Linked DNA regions of Homo sapiens: regions 1 and 2 are each linked to region 3. A link is a loop called in an ENCODE intact Hi-C map of the cell type or tissue named here. Cell type or tissue: GM12878. All regions are shown on one strand.

What was found. Hi-C counts contacts between places; a loop is a spot of excess contacts. Peaks named below come from ENCODE experiments on the same cell type or tissue, not always from the same donor. Only the 100,000 strongest peaks of a DNase experiment are listed, where the experiment ranks them.
Region 1: it touches region 3 in a loop (5-fold over the local background); 51 of 110 quality-filtered maps call a loop at or near these places.
Region 2: a loop joins it to region 3, with 4 times the contacts of the local background. A loop is called at or near these places in 2 of 110 quality-filtered maps.

The regions. Positions count from the first base shown.
Region 1 is chr3:73,497,987-73,500,486 of GRCh38, reverse strand. The region is part of intron 3 of PDZRN3 (PDZ domain containing ring finger 3); the gene reads left to right. Among named protein-coding and RNA genes, the nearest start is that of PDZRN3-AS1, 120 kb to the left of the region's middle. RefSeq lists an enhancer at 913-992. In GM12878, no CTCF peak of the experiment used is centred here; no DNase peak of the experiment used is centred here.
Region 2 is chr3:73,376,935-73,379,434 of GRCh38, reverse strand. No RefSeq gene overlaps it. Among named protein-coding and RNA genes, the nearest start is that of PDZRN3-AS1, 250 kb to the left of the region's middle. In GM12878, no CTCF peak of the experiment used is centred here; a DNase peak (open chromatin) is centred at 1,024.
Region 3 is chr3:73,447,971-73,450,470 of GRCh38, reverse strand. All of the region lies in intron 3 of PDZRN3 (PDZ domain containing ring finger 3), which reads left to right. Among named protein-coding and RNA genes, the nearest start is that of PDZRN3-AS1, 170 kb to the left of the region's middle. RefSeq lists an enhancer at 1,404-1,473. In GM12878, no CTCF peak of the experiment used is centred here; DNase peaks (open chromatin) are centred at 490 and 1,440; H3K4me3 peaks cover 459 bases; H3K27ac peaks cover 1,924 bases.

The DNA of each region.
Region 1 (2,500 bases), 50 kb before region 3:
AAATATTCAGGGCCCAAAGTGAAATGTGGCAGAGCTCATGTGGAAATGGGGTTGGAGAGGGGAGTATCAGAAAGCATTTTAAAAGGCCAAGTTCAATCTTAGTGACAGATTAAAAAAATAATAATAAATAATAAGGACAGCCAGGCACAGTGGCTCATGCCTATAATCCCAGCACTTTAGGAGGCTGAGGTTGGAGAATTGCTTGAGCCCAGGAGTTCCATACCAGCCTGGGCAATATAGTGAGACCCAGTCTGTACAAAAAATTTAAAAATTAGCCAGCTGTGGTGGCATATGCCTGTAGTCCCAGCTACTTGGGAGGCGGAGGATCACTTGAACCCATGAGATCAAGGCTGCGGTTAGCCATGATCACGCCATTGCATTCTATCCAGGGTGACATAGTGTGACCCTGTCTAGAAGGTGGGGGAAAAAAAGCAAGGGCTTTCTTTGTAACCCCCATTCCTGTGGTGATGGGGTTTTCCAAATAATGAAAGAAATCCTCAACACTAAATAGCAATAACAACCACAACAATAATATTAGCTAATATCCACCAGGCTTTCTGTGTGGCCAGCTGTGGTCTAGGCTCTGTATGTTGACTCATTTCATCATCACAATAATGTAGAGGTAGGTACTTTCATTATCATCATTTACTATAGGCAAGGAAGTTATGTCATGGAGAGATTATGTAACTTGCCAAGAAAATACGACTAGGAGGTGGGAAACCCAGGTATGAGCCAGGGAAGCTTCCCCAGATCCCCTTACTGCTTTTTGTAATCTAACAGAAGACCCAACCACCACCACCACCTCAGGCTTTGGGCATTTTAGAGGATGTCATTTAGATGCCACAATATTAAAATTTCATCGATTTCTTATCTAGCGATTGACTAGAATAGTTTCAGAATTAGGATCATTCCAGAAAATCCAGAACTTGTGGTTGTTAATATCTAGAGCATCCACCCTGGAGCCTTACACGAATAGTAGCAGATGCCTCAGATATGTTTTAGGTGGTGAGTTGGTGTAAGGACTCGAGACAGAGATGACTGTGAGTCAGGTCTGAGAGCCTGGGAGGGGAGCGGCTCATGGCTCAGCCTACATGTGTGAAAACCACAGCGTGTGGCCATGTGAGTTACCAGCGTCACCTGGGGCCAGCCTGGGCCTCGTAGGTTTATAATTTGGTCATGGATGCTCCCTAATCACACTATACGGATTACAAATGAAAACTCCATGAGATCAGGACTCGCCGGTCTTCACTGATGTTTGTAACCAGTGCCCAGAGCAATGCCTGGCACCTGGCATTTGCTGAAGGGGACAAGGAAAGAGGCATGCTGTTGGCAGGTGGTAAGGGATCCAGGACACTCAGCAGAGTGATTACGGAGCATAAGAACCAGCCGTGTGGTTGTTTATCCCTTTCGTGCGGTGTCACCGGCCACTGGGAATCTCCTGGTTAAACCTCGTCTCTCAGGCAGGAACAGAGCCTGGTTTCTGCCTATGCTGGGACCCTGCTACCCCAGCTTGTATCTCAGAAGACAAGCAGCAAGCCTGACCAGCGACCCGCACAGCCAGCATCTGGGTCTATGCTGTGTGTATTGTAAAAAGTTAACATACGGGCCAGGCACGATGACTCACACCTGTAATCCCAGGACTTTGGGAGGCTGAGGCAGGTGGATCACGAAGTCAGGAGTTCGAGAACCAGCCTAACCAACATGTGAAACCCCGTCTCTACTAAATATACAAAAATTAGCCAGGCGCGGTGGCGTGTGCCTGTAATCTCAGCTACTCAGGAGGCTGGGGCAGGAGAATCGCTTGAACCCAGGAGGCGTAGGTTGCAGTGAGCCGAGATTGTGTCATTGCACTCCAGCCTGGGCAACAGAGCTAGACTCCATCTCAAAAAAAAAAAAAAGTTATGAATCACTGTGGGCTTGGAGCATCTCCCCCTTTCTCCTGCTAGCACAAAAAGGTAGCGTTAGGTTATAGGGAATAGCAATTAATTCATTGTTTTTGATGTTGCAGTTAGGGAAAAAGTACTCGACCATTTTTCAAATGCCTAGGTGGTGTTGTTTAACTCTGGTGAAAGCAGTGCTTAGAGTCCTGTGTTCTCTTTTGATACTGGAGCCAGCGGTAGTTTGGTACATACTACCAACTGTCCCCCAACACTAACCACTGAATGTCTACTTATCCCAGCTGGGAAGGCCAGGAGCTTTTCAGGTTAGTCGGGATACACATAAAGTCACTGTGGATGGACTTGATAGATAGAAACTCAAGTCAGGAGGATGGAGAAAATGGGATGGGTCTGGGAAGTATTTTCAAGTGGAGTGACAGGGATTGATGACTTACTATGTCTGGAAAGTGAGGGAGGGAGAAAGATGATTTTTGTATCTCTACATGACAGAGGCAGATAACCAGGATTTGTGGCCTTACCTTCTCTGGCGGAACTTCAGATATAACAGATCTCTGCCTAGAGGAGAGGAAGGAGTTAGAACCAGCAAGCTCAACTGTTGTTAC
Region 2 (2,500 bases), 71 kb after region 3:
CATAGTTATCACTAATTTAACCTGTTTAACTGTTTAATGTGAATGCTAGATTTTTAATTACATATGTGGCTTGCATTATACTTCCATTGGGCAGCACAGATACAGAAAATATCGGGCAAGTACATGCTAAACCCTTGCCCTCATCATCTCACTAAATCCTTGGAGCAGTTCTATGAAGCACATGCTTTATCAGTAGTTTAGACTCAGATTAAGAACTTTGCCCAGAGAAGCATAAAGGTGTGATTTGAATTGGCATCTGCCTAATACCAAACCCTTTACCTGTGCTTCCATCTCCTCCTAAGAAGCAATTCAAAGTATGTTCAGTTTAGGTTAATATTTGTAACATATTCATAATCACAAAGAAATTACTTCAAAGTAGCAAGCATTTCACTCAGTTCCCTTTGAGTTCTAAATTGCAGAATATTCTAACTCTCGGCAAGAACACATGACAATGCATAGATATCTAGTAATGTGGGGGCACAAGCTAAGTTTTTCATCTTTTAAATGGAAACAGGAGATCCCAAATAGCAAAAATCACAAATATGATAAGGTGGGATTATACATCGCCTAAGGAATACTAGTTGGAGAACTAATTAAGACTATAAGCTGAAATATGAAAATTAACCAAGTAATTATCTACTTGTAGCCTTCAGAAGTAGGTTACAGATTACTTGTTAGCAACATTGCCCAAAACCAAGGAAGCAAACACAATTCTGCCACAAGCAATTGAGACTCCCACTTTTATTTCTGTTTCTCGCTTTTAAGTATTTTAGGATTTCTGTGGAGCATCAACTAATTAAAAAGAAAATCACTAAAACTGAGATAAGATGCAAGAATTCTCCTGGCAAATGCTGTAGTCTTCAATTTTGATTAAATGTGAATTCCCTAAAGCAGTTATAAAACAAAGTGTTGTTCTTTTGAGTTTCATTCAGATGGGGTTTTTCTGCTTAAATGGTTCATTTTCTTTAGCTTTCAGCTGCAACTAATCCTGAAAGGGCACAGTCCACAGGGACATGTGGTTTGCCTATAATGTGGTTTTGCCTTTCAATGGCAGAATGCTGACCTCCGTGCACTCAGCATCTCTTTAAAATGAAAAATGGGGAATTAATGATCCCTCCTTCATTGGGGCTATTGCAAATTTAAACTTGCTCACCAATTAGTAAGTCTCGCTAAAATCCTCAAAAGCCAAAAGAAACTCCCTAAACCTCATCAGAGTCTCTCAAAAATATACTAGGAAGTAATTAAATTGTGTTTTTAGTTCTCTTTGGAGAACTACATGTCTCCCAGACATTGTGGGCTTGACTTAGCAGTTTCAGCTCTGTGGAATTATGACAACCTTATGCATCGAGGAGCCATGTCAGAAACCAGCACGGATTCCTTCATCCACTAGTTACTATGTGCATACTCAATCTAGGGCCATGGGGAGGTCTCTGGAGTGTACAGTCCGGTGAGAAAGAAAACAGTAATGCAATCATCACACAAATACTTATAAAGCATCAACAAGATCGGAATAAGGGTCAGATAGGAGAGCCAGTGCCACAGATTTCACAGAGAGTCTCCCTTAAAAAGTTATGTTTGATCTGAGAGCCAATAGATGAATGTGAGTTAACTAGAAAGGTAGTTAAATAGAGGAAATAGCATGTACAAAGATCCTGAAGTGAGAGAGATGTGGCCTACATGAAACAAACAGACAGACAGTCCGGCGTGACTTGAGCTCAAAAACAATGGACAAAGAGAATAGAATTCAGTGTGAAAAGACAGGGAGCTAGGAAGGAATGACACTGTCTACTAGACCATAGATAACCTATTCGTTATGGCCAACCTTTATTGAGCATCTAATATGTGCCAGAAACTGTGCTAAGTCTTTTACATGTGCTAACTCCCTTAACCATAAGTAGCCTACCTGATGGGTGGGATTGTTCTTATTTTGTGGATAAGGAAATAAAGAAGGCTTAGAAAAGCAACCAGCTGGTACATGGCTAAGGGGAAAAGTGAAACCATCTCTCTCTGACCGCACTGAATCGCTGGGCTGGAAGTAGCACCTCCATGACAGGCACTGTGGAAAAGGCTCATGTATTTCAGCAGATACCTAACATCTGGAGACCTTTGGTGACTATTTTGTGCCCTGCCTTTTTCTACTCAGGACTAAATCTGTTTATAACCCTGTTACTTCCCAATTTTATGCCACAGCAGATGAAAACTTAACATGCTTTCTCAATCCACTTCTGCAAAGTCAACCACCTTGACCACTAGATAGAACATATTTCCCAATCCAGTGCTCCATTTTCCATCATCCACCAGGAAACACACAGGAGCTTAGGAAGAGAGCTTCCTTTCCCTTGCTTACCAGCTACAGTCTTTACCACCAGTTCTCACCACCACCCCAGAGAAGTACCTGATCTGATGAGATGGTCCCATTGAATGCATAATGAAGAAGGCAATTTAAGTGGTTTGAGGACCACAGCTTCTCTGCTTACCCACCCCCGTGAAATACCTGTCC
Region 3 (2,500 bases):
ATATCTATTGGCTGCACTGATCAGCTTGAGCCTAGCTCTTACCACACCTTTTGTATTTTGTGTGTGTATTGATTATGATGCCAATCTGCACATCCATGAGCAATGTCACCCATTTTTAAATATAACTTGGAGAATAGCTAAGTAGTATGTTTAACAAGGGCTTGAGAATGTTTAGTACGCTCTATAGGGTAAGGAAGAATTGCTACTGAGAAGGCATATGGGATCAGTGGCATGTCAATGTAGAACACAGTAATGTAGAATGGACTGGCATCATGAGAGGGAAGCCTCTCTCACATTAAATATAAAAATATCTTAGGAAACATTTTCCAAAAACCAATGCTGTTAGAACTTGCAGTGGAACTGGGCTGACTTATTTTCTTCCTTCAGAGGTCTTTAATTAATAAAAAGAGAACTGAGAGTAAAGGAAAAGGCACAGTCCATCCAGTGCCTCCTAAGGACCCTTCTCATCATCGTCCTCCAGAGGAGGTACCTATGGCGTGTGCTGCCCAGCTGTTGGTGGTTGGGAGTGTGAATCAGACTGAGACTCTGTCTAGGGGTGCTGGTTTGAGTTTTTTAAGTCAATTGCCTCATCTACGTAAAGCATGCAGTTAGAACAGGCTTTTCTTACACCCCAGACTGAAGCATTTTTTAGTCGAGAAGTCAATTTAAGGGAGGCAATATATTCTTTTGCAGCCTGTGCCATAAGAATAAAAGTCCAGGCTGCCACTTATTACAGTTTAACTGAATGATGGATTCTAGCCTGTTTTAATTAAATTACATATTCAATTATTTTTGTTTGAAATTAAAAGCTTGATTATATTACCGAATGCTATGTAATTTTACACGCGTTGTTCGCTTATTTAACAGTGAGGCGTGGGATATGATTAACAATGTGGCTGCCAGTAGAAAGAAGCAAAATAATTATTTGTTCAATATACAAGTCCTCATCATGATTCAGAAATCAATATGCATCCACGGAGGATTTGCTCGCACTGTGGATTATGGAACTCAGTGTGGCCTTCCCTCATTTCCCTATGAATGTAAAACCTGGAGACTTTGGTTCACCAGGCAGGTTTTTATTTCCCTCTCTCTCTTTTTTTTTTTAAAGACTGATGTTTAACTACAGCCGTTGGGACTTAAATCAGAGCATCCAGTGCCCGAATATGAATATTAATCAGATGCCAGGCCATGGAGTTCCTCGCCGAGTTTGACAGTTTAAAGGATCAGTTAGTTAATTAGAAGATGACATGGCACGCTGGGTCCCAAGGCTCTGTCCTGCCTTCTGTCTCCTCTTTTCATTTCCCTTTTTGACAAGTTGGATTACATCATTACTTGTAGTTTCACTTGTTAGCCCCACCATGAAATGAGAATATTTTATGCTTTAATTATCTGTGATTTCTTCCCCCTTTCTCTGCAAAGACCAGGCTTAAAATGAAACTCAAAGAAACATAAGAATCAGAGGTTCAAAGTCCCATGAAAATCAGTCTTGTGACTCCAACCATGCCACACACCACATTGCAGTGAGAAATAGAAGGTTTGTGGTAGCATGAGAAACTGGGTTGTGGTAGTCATGGTGACTGGTTTTAAATATAAAAGGTGCCTGTCCTGACTTTCGTGCCACAAGTACAGATGTATCACACCAGGTGTTTCCATGGCTTCTCTGGCTTGAGGTGTTACATACTGTGAATATCCTCAGGGGTAGCCACAAATTATTCTGGCCTATGTTTCTTGCCCACCCTAGTAGCTAAATGCACCCCAATGTCTGAACAATTCTGTTCTAAATGTTTTTTTCTTGCCATGATATTGCTCACTTGTGAAGCTTCTATTAAATAAAGTTTACATGTGGTCTGTATAGCAGCTTAGTCCCCAGGAAAAAAAAACAAGATTGAGATTAGTGTTTAGCTCTTCAAATGAAGGTTTTTCTGATGCCCTAAGTAGAATTAACTCTTCACTCCTTTCTCCCCATCTACTCTGCAGACAGCTGCTGTGGCACATCTAAAGTTTAATTACACCAGACGCTGAGCTATACAAGGGATGGAACTAGGGTTCAGCATCATCCCTAGCAAACATTAAAAGTGAAAATGTAAAAAAGAAAGGAAGAAAACTAAAATCTACTGAGCATTTACCATTAATGCTGCAAGCCAGCCACTTCACTGAGTAACTCTGTATGAGTAATTTCTCATTAGTCTTCACAACAATCGTAGGTGGTTAGAAGAAAAAATGAAGACTTGGGAAGAATCTTGCCAGGTCACAATGGCATGTGCTAAAGAAGCTGAGCTGGGATTTGAAATTAGGCAGTCTGATCCCAGATTCCCCTCCTGTGCTGAATCTCACATGGTAGGTGCTTATTTACGGGTGATGAAAGAGAAGGATGTTTTTGGTTGTCAGAGGGCATTTCTAATAGGTTGAACTCCCACTGGCAGTATATGGAGACAGAAGAGAGGTGGGAAGAAGAAAATGTGTGTGCTAGATATGATCCTTACTACTGGAAAAGCTATGA